2 separate regions of the Homo sapiens genome follow, and region 1 is linked to region 2. A link is an interaction called in ENCODE POLR2A ChIA-PET data of the cell type or tissue named here. Cell type or tissue: endothelial cell of umbilical vein. All regions are shown on one strand. Links, peaks and the distances in the headings refer to the core of each region. The heading gives the core; the rest is flanking DNA. Region 1 overlaps SH3TC1 (SH3 domain and tetratricopeptide repeats 1). Region 2 overlaps ACOX3 (acyl-CoA oxidase 3, pristanoyl).

What was found. ChIA-PET counts read pairs that join two places held together with the same protein. Peaks named below come from ENCODE experiments on the same cell type or tissue, not always from the same donor. Only the 100,000 strongest peaks of a DNase experiment are listed, where the experiment ranks them.
Region 1: POLR2A ChIA-PET joins it to region 2 with 8 read pairs; 4 of 35 experiments call an interaction of 5 or more read pairs at or near these places.

What each region holds. Positions count from the first base shown.
Region 1 is chr4:8,201,523-8,208,727 of GRCh38, reverse strand. SH3TC1 (SH3 domain and tetratricopeptide repeats 1) reads right to left here. Exons shown (of 18, transcript NM_018986.5): 2 at 3,362-3,561. The coding sequence starts at 3,533. Among named protein-coding and RNA genes, the nearest start is that of SH3TC1, 5.8 kb to the right of the region's middle. RefSeq lists enhancers at 1,835-2,334, 2,404-2,493, 2,524-2,573, 2,335-2,836, 6,242-6,291 and 1 more. In endothelial cell of umbilical vein, for the core only: no CTCF peak of the experiment used is centred there; no DNase peak of the experiment used is centred there; H3K27ac peaks cover 788 bases.
Region 2 is chr4:8,409,273-8,417,749 of GRCh38, reverse strand. It overlaps ACOX3 (acyl-CoA oxidase 3, pristanoyl), which reads left to right. Exons shown (of 18, transcript NM_003501.3): 2 at 1,215-1,372; 3 at 1,751-1,984; 4 at 2,822-2,896; 5 at 3,369-3,458; 6 at 7,395-7,538. The coding sequence starts at 1,229. Among named protein-coding and RNA genes, the nearest start is that of ACOX3, 27 kb to the left of the region's middle. In endothelial cell of umbilical vein, for the core only: a CTCF peak has its summit at 6,972; a DNase peak (open chromatin) is centred at 6,999.

The DNA of each region.
Region 1 (7,205 bases), core at 2,741-5,240, 210 kb after region 2:
GGCCTCACTTGCTCTGCAGCCCCAGCCCAAGCCCAGAGCTAGGCATGCAGTGGGGGCTCAGAAATGTCTCAAATGGGCCGGGCGCAGTGGCTCACGCCTGTTATCCCAGCACTTTAGGAGGCTCAGACAGGTGGATCACCTGAGGTTAGGAGTTTCAACATGGTAAACCCCATCTTTACTAAAAATACAAAAATTAGCCGGGCAGGGTGGCGCACACCTGTAGTCCCAGCTACTCGGGAGGCTGAGGCAGGAGAATCACTTGAACCCAGGAGGCGGAGGTTGTAGTGAGTCGAGATCACACCATTGCACTCCAGCCTGGGCAACAGAGCGAGACTCCATCTCAAAAAATAAAAAAAAAGAAAGAAATGTTTCAAATGGAAAGAAGTATGTGGTGCTCAGATCTTGACTCCGTTGGCCGATGCACCTGACAGCGGTAACCGAAACACACCCCGCAGATGCCCCCATGGGCTAAGAAGAACGTGTGCTCGGATTTTGAGCTAAAGAATCCAGCAGCAGCCAGCCTGGAGATTCACTCCCTGTCTGAAGAAGATCTGAGCCCCTGGCTCATTGCAGGGAATGCAGGCCATGCAGATCCTGCCCCTTTGCTTGGAAGGGTTGGATGAGGGTTGCCAGGTGGAGGATGGTAGAGGGAGGGTGCTAAGGGAAAATGCTACATCAACTGCATGCTTTTCACAGGGGTCCTGTCCAGCCCGCCACTGCTGAACCACCCTGTACGCAAGTCCTCTCAATCAACCCTGTGTCATGGTCGCTGGCTCTGGGTCTCCTCTTCAGTCTCTCAAACAAGGTGCCATCCCTATTGAAGTTGATAGAGTTCCGGCCCAACAGCTTCTAAACACCATCCTCCAGTTGAAAAGCCAGGGCTCCCTGGAAACACGGGGCTGTGGATATGGCCGATCCCAGGGCTATGGCAGGGAAAGTGCAAGATAAGCCTGGAATATCTCATGTCCCAGAAAGTGAGGACGCACCCACTAAGTGACGAAGACACAGGGAAAGCCCAAATCTAGGGTGATTTGAATGACAAAATAGGTAATGATGTATATAGTATGGAGATGCAATTAAAGATGTGTGAGCCTACAATGAAATAAATCAATGGATAACTGGGGAGCGGGACAGCTCTTCCTTAGAGTTGAAAGCTGATTGCTGAATGGAGAAGGGTTGCCTAATTAGACAGTCACTGCCTGGCAGCCTCTGTCGCAAGGATTATTTCAGCCAGGCCAGCCCATGATGAGACAGTAGCGCTTCATGAATTTGATGAGGAACAGGATATTCACGCAGTTTCAGAGTGTTGTCCCCCCAGCTACTTACTAACTGCAGAGGGGAGAAAAATAACTGTGCAGTGGGGAGAACTGGCAGCCGCCCCTTCTCCAAGGGACCAAAATTAGCGTCACCAGCCAGAGACTAATAGACATCGTCTGCACTGAAGAAACATCACTTCTGCGGGATTCCTGCCCAAATCCCTAATGTGATCGTGAAGAAATAGTAGCTGCACTCGAATCGAGGGACATTCTACAAAAGATCCAAACTGTATCCTTCAAAACAGCAGCCTCCAGATTAAAAGGTACCTCAGAGAGGTCGCGGTCACGTCAGAACACAAGGTGTGACCCAGGAATTTTTTTTTTTTTTTTTTTTGCTATAAAGGATATTATTGGGATAAATGGCAAGATCTGAATGAGGCCTGTAGATGAGGTGATGGTGTTATTAAAAGCAGGGAATTAACATTGAAATAATTACAATGCGGTTATATAAGAGAATGTACTGGTTTTAGGAAATATGGACACCTTTTAGGATGAAGGGGCATCATGTCTGCAATTTACTCCCAAAAGGATCAGAAGAAAATCACACACACACACACACACACACACACACACACACACGAGTACACACACAAAGTAAAAGTCCTAAAATGCGAACATTCAGGGAACCTGGGTATGGGCAAATGGAATTATCTGTACTATTTCTTGCCACCTTTGATGTCTATCTGAAATTGTCCAGAGAAGACGAGGAGGTGAAGGAGCTGATGAGGAGCCCCACCCCAAGCCAGCTTTCCCTTGGCCAAGCAGGGAAAGTTTCCTCAGCTCCCCTCCGCTCGGTCCACAGAGATTCACTCCAGGGAGAGGCGATGCCACGGTGCTTTGCTGAGCCTCCGGAGGAGGAAACACCCAGCCACTCAGGGCAAAGGCTTCCAACTCCTACCACTCCCCTTCCCAGAGGCTCCCAGCTCCTCCCTGGGCCCCGCGGCTCTGTGGGAGGCTGGCCAGGGCCCTCCTGCGCGTCTCAGTCTCCTTGTGCACTCGTGGCCCTGGGCACAGCGCAGCCCCTTCCTTTCATGAGGCCTGCCCTGGAGGGAACGCGATTCCATGGCCAGGTGGGCTCCCCAGGCCCAGGCCCCACCCCAAACCTCTGAGCCGCCCTTCCTGCCCAGGCATGCCAGTGCCTGCAGACCACTTCCCCTTTGTGATCAGTGCAGGAGGCCATCCACCCCCTCCCATCTCCACCCTCAAGCAGAAGGGCAGGATCGCAGGTATAAAACACTCCCACACCTGGCTGTGAGCCAGGCGACAGCATCTGAGGTTTCCACGCCACTGTCCAAACACATCCTTCATTCATCAATCCCTTGAACAGTGACGAAGCACCTACCATGTGCCAAGCCCTGGAGTCCCAAGACAGGGACATAGGCAGCTAAGAGGAGACTGGGCTGAGGCTGGACACTGGGAGGACGAGGCCCAGGGACGGGTCACAACCGCAGCTGTCTCCTGCCGGGAGGGGCCGTGCAGGCCTTGGTCTCCCCTGCCTCTCCCCTCGTCCCCTTCAGGGTCTCAGGATGGGGGTAAGAGGGGATCCTGGAGATCACCTAGGTCACTCTTCAGGTCTCCCGGGAATTCAGGAAACTGGGCACACGTCCTGGCCCGGCCCCTGACCACAGGGTGGCCTGGCCCGGCCCTTCCCTCTCTGCACCTTGGGTGCCTCCTGGAGAACGAGGATGCCTCATCCTGAGGACTCTCAGGGGTTCCAAGGCCAAACCCATCGGACTGTTTCTGGAACGGTCTCTGAACATGGGGGTTCAAAGGCCCCTGCCTCGTTCTTTGCCAGTTTTGTTATCACTGACGCGTCCCTGGAAAAACACGAGCTGGGCCCTGGCCTCTCAAGTGACTCAGCGGGCACAGTGGCTCCTGTTAAACACACGCGGGGGAAGGAAACGAGAAGTGATGGAGAGCAGACTCCAGCCCCAGCCCCAAGAGGCCTGGAGGCAGGCAGGGTGGTGAGGGATGGATGGACGGGGCGGGTGGGGTGGAGAAGTGGGTGGGATGGAGGGCGGGTGGTGAGGGTGGAATGAACTCACCGCCTCTCACTGGCGCCTTGGCCTCCTCGGGCCCCGCTTTCTCCCAGCTCACAGAGGGCCTCATGACCACAGTCCGGACCTGGTCCCGGGTGCTGCCACCTCCTGAGGGTCCCACAGGACCCCTCCCCATGGGGGTCGGCTCCTCAGTGGTCACGGCAGGGAGGTTCTCCATGACCCGCAGAGACCTCACATGCCTGGCCCTGTGGACAGAGGGGGTGTGGTCAGGAGAGGTGGCCCCTCCAGAACCAGCACGGAGGTTGTGTCCAGGCCTGGGGTCCAGAAAGAGAACACCAGCGTTGCTGAGCGCCTGCACCTTTCAGATCCAGCGAGCCCCTCACCGCACCGTGCACCGTGTTGTGGTGGGCGTGATCCCGCACCGCTGCTGCGCCTCCCCTCCCTATCTCGGGTTTGCTGTGCTCCCTTCCTCCACGGGGCCTCCTCTCGCTGGTTTTCTGCCTGGAGTCCCCTTCCCTGTCGAGGCAGAACCCCTGGGTGCCTTGTGCCCCTCCTCAGGAGCCGGTCACTGCCTCTTTGCTGGGCCGTCACACCCAACAGACCGTGCTCCCGGAACAGTGCTCCGTCGCCTGTCAGAAGACACAGAAGGACACATTCGAGTCCCCCTTCCAGCGTCACAAATAGGCACAGGGGCCATGGGGACGGCAGCCTGGGCCAGGGCTGAGGTGCACAGGGGACAAACCCCAGCTGTGGCCGCAGGGACGGGGTCAGCCACGTCCTCCTCAGCTCCGGCCTCAGACAGAGGCGCTAATAAGAGAGGAGGATGGCAAGCACATAGTCAGAACCCTGCTGTCCCCAAAGGGAGGGCTTGGTCATGGGGGGCCTCACTGTTCACTGATTGTGGGTGGGGAAAGGTCCACCCTGCCCCTCCAGAACACCATGGCCAGGGCAGTTTTCAAGTCCAGAGCCTCGGGGAGCAATGGGGATGCAGAGGAAGGAAAAGGGGTTCCATCCGTGCCTGATGTGTGGTGAGAAGATTTTCCCTGCTGCTGTCTAATACAGGCTCTGCTGCCCCTGCTTGGTGAAATGTGAGGTGGGGAAGAAATAAGCCCAGCGTGCCCCGCAGCTCCTGCCTCCCATCTCCCCGCCCAGCAAGATATTCTGAGCAAACACTGGGACAGACTTTCCGGTGCGTGGACTCGTCCCCTTGCTCCTGGCTTGAAGCCCCTCAGTGGCCAGCAAACATCCCCTCTGCAGGCAGGGCATGGAGAACCGGGACGGCCATGCCTCTGACCTCTGTCTGGGAGCAAAAGTGCAAGTCTGGCCTCCTGCTGTCCTGTCACCCCTTTTGTGGTGGATGCTGGGGGGCAGGGCACCCAGGGCTTGCCAGGGCCTCCGTCCGGGCCTCAGAGCCCTGATGGGCCCACGAGGCTGGGGCCTTCCAGCTGCCAGGACAACCCCCAGAGCCTCCTGTCCTTATCCCCATCTCCCACTTCCACCCTGCTCTCTGGGCGGGGAACGTGGCAGGGGACTGGGAGGCAAATCAGGCAGCTGTTGGGGGTGCGTGGGGTCTGCAGTCAGGGACAGAGGACGCAGCTGTGAAGGGGAGGCAGGAGGCCCTGGACATCGAGCACCTGGGAAGGGCAGAGAGGCACCCCTGGGAGCTTCAAGCCAGGAGCAGGGGGACGAGTCCATGCGCCACAAAGTCTGTCCCAGTGTCTGCTCAGAATGTCTTGCAGGGGCGGGGAGATGGGAGGTAGGAGTTGCGGAGATGCTGGGCTTATTTCTTCCCCACCTCAGTTTTTTACCAAACAGGGCAAGCTGGGCCTGCGTTAGACAGCAGCACGGAAAATCTCACCATACATCAAGCACAGATGGAGCCCAGTTTCCTTCCCCAGCACCCCCAGCCCTCCCCCGAGGCTCTGAGCCTGAAAACCCAGAGGCGGTCAAGACTGACCTCAGGACAGTCCCAGGACAGTAGGTGCCAACTGGCACACCTCCTGGTACCAGACACCTTGGTCCAGCAACCCCCAGGGAAGGCCTACCTCCCCAGTGCAGAGATGGGGAAACTGAGGCTCTGAGGGGCTAGGCAATTCTCAAGCCTGTGTGCAAGCACACACACACACACACACACGCACCCGCACACCTGTCAGACCAAAGCAGAAGTGCACACTGAAGCTGCCATCCCTGCCATGCCTTTTCCCACCCACGAGCACCTCCTCCCTCCCCGCACTGCTCTCGGCTCGGGCCACCACTGTGGCGACAGGTCCCTTCACAGAGGCTGCTCCCCAAGAGGCAGCTCCTGTGTAATGTTTAGTACAGGATGAGGAAACCCTCATGGGGGGCAAGTTGGCTGCAGACAGGGACGAGTGGGTGTCATGTAAGCCCAGCCATCACCCCTGCCCCCATGGCTGTGGCTGTCACCCTGAGAACTGGCCTCCCAGGCCCCAGCTCACCTCATACCTTGGGCTCCATCAGCAGAGCAGGGGCGGGAGGAGCCCACGGTCTAAAGTCCTTGGTTTCAACAACCACCCACCTCCCACACAGAGGGAGGGAGACCCAGGCCTGCTAAGTTGGGAATTTCGACAGAATAGTGATGGTTCCGTGAGGGAGGTTCTATGAGGCATAGAGAGGGTCCCCTAGCTCTGGCCGGGGAGGGAATCCCACAGTCAGGGAAGGCTCCCTGGGGATGCTCAGAGTGCAGGGCCTCAGCCGGATCAGCCCCGGGCCAGCAAGGCTTGCAGAGGCGACAGCCCCTGGCTGTGAAGTGCCCCGGCACCCCACCTTCCATCTGCACACCTGCTCCAACTGTAATCTGATTGATCAGTTTGTGGCCAAATCCTTCCCACCCCCCAACCACCTCTGAGGGGCAGGGACCAGGACCTGTGGGGGCCGGGAATGGTGAATCAGGAGACATCTGACGCCAAGAGGCACCCAAGAGACCCTCCGGGGAAGCTGTTCGCCCAGGAGTGGGAGCAGGGTGCAGCCCATGAGACTTGCTTTCCAAAGGAGGAAGCGTGAGTGGAACTGCGGACGCAGAACACAGCCTCACTGATCAAATGCCCTGTGCAGCCTGGGGCCTTCACCCTCCCTGTTCCCATGTCCTGGGACCCTGGTCACGCCTGGAGAGCTCTGGGCACCTTCAGGGGCAGTGCAGGATGCCCTGGCTGCCCTCGCCCAGCCTCGGACTTTGCTTTCTCCTCCTTGCTCTGCAGGACTGCGGTCCTGGCACCTGTGGCTGCCTGTGCCCACCACCTGGCCCTGAGTCTGTGGCAGCACCAGGAAGCCCCTGCCTGCAAGGCCAGGCTGTCTTCCCATCTCCTCTCCGGAAGCACATGGAGGCGTCTCAACAAAGCGCTGGAATCCACTCCCTGGGCATGCGAGCTCCCTGGTTTAAGGGGTCTTTCGCTCCGAACGCCTGACCTTGGAGTCCTTGTCCTCCCATCTCTGCCTTTTTGTCCCTCAGAAGCTGGGTCTTATGTCCCTATAGGCAGAGCAGGAGTCCCAGCAGCCTCTCTCCATCCACTGGCTGATGCCCGGGACACCTGCCTGCCTCCCAGCCCACCACCTCCCCCTGGGTTAGGAACAGGCCTGTTCGAAACGGCATCCAGGGCTTCTCCGGGCCTGGCACACAGCTGGTACTCAGAGACTGTCTTCTGAGAAAAGGAGGGCTCCCCAGGCTCAGGGAATTTCCCACCTGCTGTTATAACCCTAAGCGTGGGATTCCTGTGCAGAGCCTGGCGATGAGGAAGTGAGCTCCTTCTCCACAGCGTCCCCTCCCTCAGCCCTGCAGGCCCAGCCACCACTGCACAAGCAGAGGCCCCAACCACGGGCAGGTGTTGACGCCCCCAGGGGCCAGCTCACCCAGCTGGGGGACCACCAAGCAGCC
Region 2 (8,477 bases), core at 5,877-8,376:
GATTTTTCTCTATTTTTCTGTTCTCTGTTTCATTCACAGTTGCTCTATCTTTTATTATTTTCTTCCTTCTGCTTTAAGAAGGAAGGAAATAATTTAAGTTTACTTTGTGTTTCTTTTCCAGTGTCTTAAGGTGGTACTTGAAAGGCATGACTCTGAGGTTAGACATTGCTGGGCTTGGAGCCCTTCTCCCCACTTCTCAGCGGAGGGGGTTTGGGAAACACAGCCTCTCTGAGCTTCCGTTTCTCCATCTTTCATGGGGGGCAGTAGTACTTGGCTCACAGCTGTTGGAGGGTGAAATAAGATAAGACTATAGAAGGCAGGATTCCTGCCGCCGCCCACCAACAGGTGCTCAGACCTGCGGCTCCCACCTCCCTGCACAGAGGGGAGTCAGCATCCTGAGCGGCCAGACTCAGGCTCCAGCACCGCAGGCTGTTTCAGCTCAAAGGACTCAAAAGTTCCTCTTTCCTCTAGGCCTTAAACAGTGAAGGTGGGCGGCCCACGCCCAGGACTCAGACAGACTTGGGTTCACCAGCCATTCCCTTCAATGCCTTCATCAGCCAAGCCACTTGGAAAAGGACCCAGTCTATCCAGAAAATTCCAGAATGGTTATTTGGTCAAGAGAGCTGAGTTTTGGGAGGCCTGCTGTGTTAGCGGGAAGCCAGGTGTCTATATGTCGAGGAGAAGCCAGTGCAGAAGCCTGTGATCAGAGGTTCTGTGCTGGAGGCCCTGTGTCCAGGTGGACCGGCGGTGGGTGGAGACGTGAGGTACCATTGTGTGTGGCCAGAGTGGACCAGCTGGCACTGGCTGGATTCCAGAGGGAATGCTTCCTGACCCTGGGTTTAGTGAGCCTTGGGGATGAGTCTGGATGTCCGGGGTGCTCCCAAGAGGGCAGGGTACTCTCAGGCAAGGCTGTGTGACAGAAAACAAGACTCTGACAAACCCTCTGCCCTGTGTGCCTGGTGACCCCCAGGCTGTGCCTGGCTCTCTTCTGTGTCCTTGGCATCTGTGTTCAGGAGTGGACGAGGGAATTCTTCTCGCCTTTTCTTCTGGGAAAATGATGCTAGCCATTCACAGAGTGATTCTCTTTTGCCATCCTTTTGGATTTCAAGTTTACTTTTCTCTGATTTGTAAGGTGTTGCGGGCTCTCCTGTTGGTGGGGGTAGTTTGAACCCATAGATGGGAGAGCATGGATTCAGGTTGCATGTTTTGTGCAGGCTCTTATCACGCGATGGCATCCACTGTGGAAGGAGGCGACACAGCTCTGCTCCCAGAATTCCCCAGGGGGCCCCTCGATGCCTACCGAGCAAGAGCGTCCTTCAGCTGGAAGGAGCTGGCGCTGTTCACGGAAGGGGAGGGCATGCTCCGCTTTAAGGTGAGGCGTGCGGTTGTGCGCAGCTTGTCTTTTTTCCCAGTGGGGTCTTAGTTCGTTAGCAGAATGGGATTTCTGGCTCTCACAGCTCCTCCTCTGCCGGGCGAGGCTCATCCCAGGCAGCGCGGCCTCTCTCCTCTCTGCACCCCAGGACAGGCCTCAGGGAATTGATGAGGAGTCTGGAAATGAACACGGATTGTTGATGTTTCTTAAGCCTCCAGTCCTCTAGTCCATTGGGAATGATAGTCATATCTCTGTCTGGGTGTCTCCGGGTCAGACTGTGTCCCATGAAGCCTGTGGCCTGGAGGTCAACTATATAAGGGCACATGGAGAGTCCATCTTTTACTCCAAATAAGCCTTACCCATCTCCTGCATTTCCAGAAAACCATCTTCTCAGCTCTTGAGAATGACCCTCTTTTCGCTCGTTCCCCTGGAGCCGATCTGTCCTTGGAGAAGTATCGCGAGCTGAACTTCCTTCGATGCAAGCGGATCTTCGAGTATGACTTCCTCAGTGTCGAAGACATGTTCAAGAGCCCTCTGAAGGTCCCCGCCTTGATTCAGTGCCTGGGCATGTATGACTCTTCTCTGGCTGCCAAGTACCTCCTCCATAGCTTGGTGAGCATGCGGCCTAGGGGAGAGGGAAACGGCTTTCATGCTGCGCTGAGCCTTGAGGGATGCCTGTCCCAGGGCCAACCAAGAGGCAGAGAAACACCAGTTTGTCCAGCTATATTTGCAAATTTTAAAAATTATCTTTTTTTTAATGTTTTTAAAAAAATTTCAGTCCCCCTTTTCATTTTTTTATTTTCAAGCCCATCCACCATCATGTATTTGTAAATTTGCACCCATAAGTCCTTGAATAAAATACAATGTGGTGAAGCTTCAAGTCCCATCAGAAGAGGAGCTGTTGGGACTTTTTTTTTTTTTACCTCATACAAAAAAAGAGACAAATGATTAAAAAAAAAATAAAAAAATTTAAAAAGTAGGCCAAAGGGAGAAACCTGTGTTTTTCCTTCCTTTGTAACATACCAGCAGAGCTGAGCTTGGGCAAAATGGCTTTGCCCTTAGCCTTGCCTGCATTGTTTGATGGGCTGGTGGGCTCTGCTCTCCTTACAGCTCTCCCTGCTGTCCTCAGACCCCCAGGACTCCTTGCAGGCATCTTAATTCCCAGGTGATTTCTGTGTGCCTTATACAAGGTGCTCGGCACAGAGATGTAGGTCTTACCACTCACATGAACTCAGGGACCCGGGGCAGCTGTGTGTCAGGAGACCCTGGCCTTGGGCATCCAGGCTGCTGGCTAACCTCTCAGCACTTGTTCTCCACCTTGGGGAAAGTGCAGTGTGGCAGGGAACCAGCGTGGGCATGGTGTTGAGTGCCGTTGTCTGTTGTGATGTTCCGGAAGAGCAGTACTCTTCTTACCTGCCCCCTGTTGATAGGACGATGTTATACTTTCAGGTTTTTGGATCAGCAGTTTACAGTTCTGGTTCTGAAAGACATCTCACATATATTCAAAAGATCTTCAGGATGGAGGTAAGTTCTGGTTCATGGTAAATTGTGAGCCTGGTTCTCTTGCTTGATCTCTGTAGAGATTTGTGAAAAGAGAAGATTGTAGAAGGGGGTGCCCAGGGGGCTTATGCTCTTCTTGTTTCCTAGTGTTCTCAGGCTTCTCACCAAATAGCTAGCACTGTTCTTTAGCAAACACAGGCACATTGACTTCCTAGCACCAGGTGAATTGTCACTGAGGCCTTCCACTGTCTTTTCCTGATGAGCAGTTCCTGCCACCTTGCTGACGTGGAGCAGCTGCGGTCAGCTTGGTTTAGGCTGCTGTGGTTGCCAGCTGAGTGTGGCAGCATGACTCAGTCAAGTCACTAGTTGGGTAGATGGAAATTTGGGGCTTTGATATGTGGTTTCATCTTTAAAGGAAAGATGGCAGTGAGGTCCTTCTGGGAATGTGCACAAAGAACTTTTCTTGCTTTCCATCATTTTGTGCTTTGACATTTAGATTTTTGGATGTTTTGCTCTGACCGAATTAAGCCACGGCAGTAATACCAAGGCCATTCGCACAACTGCCCACTACGATCCTGCCACTGAGGTAGGTATTACCTTCCCCCGGGTCCCTGAGTTTGGAGCATATGAGACGTCATGAGTGCAAATGCCGTTGCCCAGAATAAGAAAAAAAAAACATTAAAGCAAGAGGCCTGTCCACATACACTTGTGTAGAAATACCCACTGAGATTCATCACACTGAAAAGTGGGGCCCAGGAGATCAGGCATTGGAGGACAAAGCCTGTGCCCACCATGAACTTTATGGGGAATTGATCGTGGTTTGGATTTGTGTGTAATTTGAGTGCAGTGAAGAAGCCCTCATTCTGTAAAATTTATTGCCTTGTTTACCTGGCTGCCTATGCGTAGTGGATTCATAAACCGTTCTCATGGCCCGTGGTTTCTACGGTGGGCCCCATGGAGACAACATGCTCCCTGCCCTCTGCCCTTTGTGGCTGTCCCTCTGCGAAGAGCCTGCCTTGTCCATTTCCGCCACCGCAGTCTGACTCCTCGGGTCCTTGCCATCCTCTTGACCTCTCTGGTACCTGCATTGTGGCTGCTGCCTGGGAGTTCTGGTGTGGTGCAGTGAGACGGGCCACAGATGGATGCCCTGGGGCTGTCAGTGCTGTGGAGGGGCACGGGGTGCAGTGAGACGGGCCACAGATGGATGCCCTGGGGCTGTCAGTGCTGTGGAGGGGTGGAGGGGTGGAGGGAGATGGGCCACAGATGGATGCCTTGGGGCTGTCAGTGCTGTGGAGGGGCGCAGAGGTGCAGTGAGACGGGACACAGATGGATGCCCTGGGGCTGTCAGTGCATGGAGGGGTGCATGGAGGGTTGCGGGGTGGAGGGAGATGGGCCACAGATGGATGCCCTGGGGCTGTCAGTGCTGTGGAGGGGCGCAGGGGTTCAGTGAGACGGGCCACAGATGGATGCCCTGGGGCTGTCAGTGCTGTGGAGGGGCACAGGGGTGGAGGGAGATGGGCCACAGATGGATGCCCTGGGGCTGTCGGTGCTGTGGAGGGGCGCAGGGGTGCAGTGAGACGGGACACGGATGCCCTGGGGCTGTCAGTGCTGTGGAGGGGTGCGGGGTGGAGGGAGATGGGCCACAGATGGATGCCCTGGGGCTGTCAGTACTATGGAGGGGTGCAGGGGTGGAGGGAGATGGGCCACAGATGGATGCCGTGGGGCTGTCAGTGCTGTGGAGGGGCGCAGGGGTGCAGTGAGATGGGCCACAGATGGATGCCCTGGGGCTGTCAGTGCTGAGGAGGGGTGCGGGGTGGAGGGAGATAGGCCACAGATGGATGCCCTGGGGCTGTCAGTGCTGTGGAGGGGTGCAGGGGTGCAGTGAGACAGGCCACAGATGGATGCCCTGGGGCTGTCAGTGCTGTGGAGGGGTGCGGGTTGGAGGGAGATGGGCCACAGATGGATGCCCTGGGGCTCTCAGTGCTGTGGAGGGGCACAGGGGTGGAGGGAGATGGGCCACAGATGGATGCCCTAGGGCTATCAGTGCTGTGGAGGGGCGCAGGGCAGCGAGGGAGGATGGGGAGGGTCCTCACCCACCCTGTTCTGTTCCCTGGCCCTGCCTCCCTGCCACCACATGACTCTCCTTGGCCTCCGCTTGTCCCTGAGGCCTAGGTCTCCCTGCCAGTCTTTCCTCACCCGCCTTCCACCCTCCCCCATTGGCAGTGGTCAGGGAGGACTGTTGTGTGGCAGGAAGTGAAGCTCTGCACCTGCGGATGTGCTCAACCAGTCATCCATCCATCATTCTTTCATCCATCCATTCATTCTTCCATCTGTCCATTCATTCTTCCATCCATCCATTCATCCTTCCATCCATCCATTCATTCTCTCATCCATCCATTCATTCTTCCATCCATCCATTCATTCTTCCATCCATCCATTCATTCTTCCATCCATCCATTCATTCTTTCATCCATCCATTCATTCCACAGCCTGGGCTGTGTGGACTGTGCCTGGGGTACTGCATGGAAGAGCCCAGGAATGAACTCAAGCGGACCCGTAGCCCAGCAGGGATAAGAGGTGGTCCTCGCACAGGGTGCCCCTGCTGTGGGGCCTTGGGAGTGGGGCCAAGGCTCCTTCTCAGAGTGGGGCTAGGAGAAAGTAGGGCATGAGGTTCTTTTCAGAATTTTCTTTTAAGCCATAAGATATCTTTATCTGAACCCAGGTCTTTCTGGCCCCATGGCTGCTTCTCCTCCTGCTGTCCTCTTTGCCTGTGGCCTGCAGTGCCAGGAGGTGGGGCCCTTTCTGACAGGCAGATGGACAACAGCACCCAGGTAGCCTTGGGGTGGGGCATCAGAGGACCACTTCCCATTTCCACCTCCTTCTTTTTGGCATTTGATCCCTAAGTGGAGGTCAGAGTGTGGCATCAGATCCGTAGAGTTGGGGTGCCCAGGATCCAGGCTGGGCTGCTGGCTGAGCATTTATTTGGACAGCAGGCATTGCTGGGTACCTGTTGTGTGTGAGGCACAGCTTTCCAAGACTGGGCTGGAAGTGGCGAGCACAGCAGACAGGTCTCTGCTGTCCTGAAGTTGTGGGCTGGGGGGAGACACAGACACCAACAGAAAGAAGTGAGATGTGCTGGGCACCATGGAGGCCCTCCAGAGAGCAAAGCTGGTATGCCGGGGCGCAGGGAGGCAGCCAGACAGTCGAGACAGTGGGAAAGATCTGTGTGGAGCAGTGCAGGCCCCGAGGAGCCGGCTTGGGCCGGTGTTGCAGTGCACACCTGCACTGCGGAGAATGAGTGACAGGTGGAGGTATCAGAACTGCCGCGTGCTGAAGAATGAATGGGGAGGGCCTGGCTGAGACTGGGAGCCCTCCTTACCCTCGCAGGCGAAGAGCTGGTGGTCCCCTGAGAGAAGAGAACAGAAGGCATGGCTGGCAGCCACCCCACCTCCTACTTCTCCTCAGTGAAACTTCAGGATCTATAGGATGATTGTTCACTACTCTGTTTACAGAATCCCACTGGTTAGACAGGAGGAAGCCCTCCCCGGCACGTTATTTTGTAGCCTCCCACCCTGCAGGGGCTGGAACCAGAACCAAAACTTAGCCACGACAGCCCCTAGCAGTGACTGGCAAGCTCCGCGTGGAGGATCAGTGTCTCCCGAGGCGGCCCAGGGCAGCTCTGTGGGCCACCTGCGGGCTGTCTGCCTGAAGGCGCTCATCTTTGTCCCCTTGCGGATCCCGGCCACATTATGCAGCACTGCTGGTCCGCATCCTCCCTCCCAGCCTTACTCGAAGGGCTCCCAGCAGACGCCCCTGGGGCAGGCCCAGCCCCAGCGGCCCAGCTCCTGCCTGTTCCCACGTGCTCTTCGCTTCTGACCCATGCAGCACCCTCAGTGTTCCTTGGGGATCTGTCCACACCCCTTCTAGCCAAACACCGAACGCTGTGATGCCACAGCCCATCTGCTAGTTCACGCATGCGTTCCTTCCTTCCTTCCTTCTGATGTTCTGAGCGGCTGCCTTGTGCTCGGGGCATTTGGGATATAACTGTCAATCACGGAGCTGTGGATGGGAGAGACAGCAAGGGGGCAGCAGTGTGTTGTGAATTAGAGGTCCTAAAGAACTGAGTGGACTGCACGGCATTCCCACAGCCCTGCCCACAGGGCACAGACAGCCCCGCCCACAGTGCACAGACAGCTCCGCCCACAGTGTATCCACAGTGTTTCTACCTAAGGGGCGTGGTTAGGGACTGAAGACTATATGATAATGAAAACTCCCTGGAAGCGTTTGCCAGCCTGCGGAGTATTTTGCATCTGAAGGTTCTTTAAGTCATAAGGCCCAGGAATAGGCTGTGTTTAAAAAATAGGCCTGCCTGTGCCATACAAGAACTAAAATGTGCGATTAGTTTCAACTCTTGCCTCAGAGATTTTGAACGTAGAAAATGGAATCTGTCTAAAAGGAAAACACCAATTCTGCATGTGCTTTAGTTGCTAATTATAACTAACCTAAATTTTCCCTTGTGCAGGAATTCATCATACATTCCCCTGATTTCGAAGCTGCCAAGTTTTGGGTTGGCAACATGGGCAAGACAGCCACTCACGCGGTGGTGTTTGCTAAGCTGTGTGTGCCAGGGGACCAGTGCCATGGGCTGCATCCCTTTATCGTGCAGGTAGGACGCTGGGGTGGCCCTCAGTGGGGGCAGTGTTTACCCCCAGGAAGCACTGGTAATGTCTGGAGTCATTTTTGTCATAACAAGGGTGGGGCATGCTTCTGGCATCTGGTGAGTGGACCAGGGACACTGCCCAGGACCCCAGTGCATCCCATAGCCCCGCCCACAGTGCAAACAGCCCCGCCCACAGTGCATTCCACAGCCCTGCCCACAATGCAGATAGCCCCGTCCACAGTGCATCCCACAACCCTGCCCACAGTGCACAGACAGCCGCGCCCACAGTGCACAGACAGCTCCGCCCACAGTGTATTCCTACAGCCCCGCCCACAGTGTATCCTACAGCCCCACCAGCAGCGCACAGACAGCTCTGCCCACAGTGCAGACAGTCCTGCCCACAGTGCACAGACAGCTCCACCCACAGTACAGATAGCCCTGCCCACGGTGCACAGACAGGCCTGCCCAAAGTGTATCCCACAGCCCCGCCCACGGTGTATCCTACAGCCCTACCCGCAGCACACAGACAGCTCTGCCCACAGTGCAGACAGTCCTGCCCACAGTGCACAGACAGCCCTGCCCACAGTGCACAGACAGCCCCACCCACAGTACAGATAGCCCTGCCCACAGTGCACAGACAGGCCCGCCCAAAGTGTATCCCACAGCCCTCCCCACAGTGTATCCTACAGGCCCACCCGCAGTGCACAGACAGCTCCACCCACAGTGCAGACAGTCCTGCCCACAGTGCAGACAGCCCCGCCTATGGTATATCCCACAGCCCCTTCCAGGGTGCATAGGCAGCCCCACCCACAGTGTATCCCGCAGCCCCTCCCACGGTGCAGACAGCCCTGCCCACAGTGCACAGACAGCCCCACCCTTGCCTTAGAAAGAAACATCCAGCCCAATGTCCCCCAGTGACACAGCTGAGAGGGCCTGGCCAAGGCT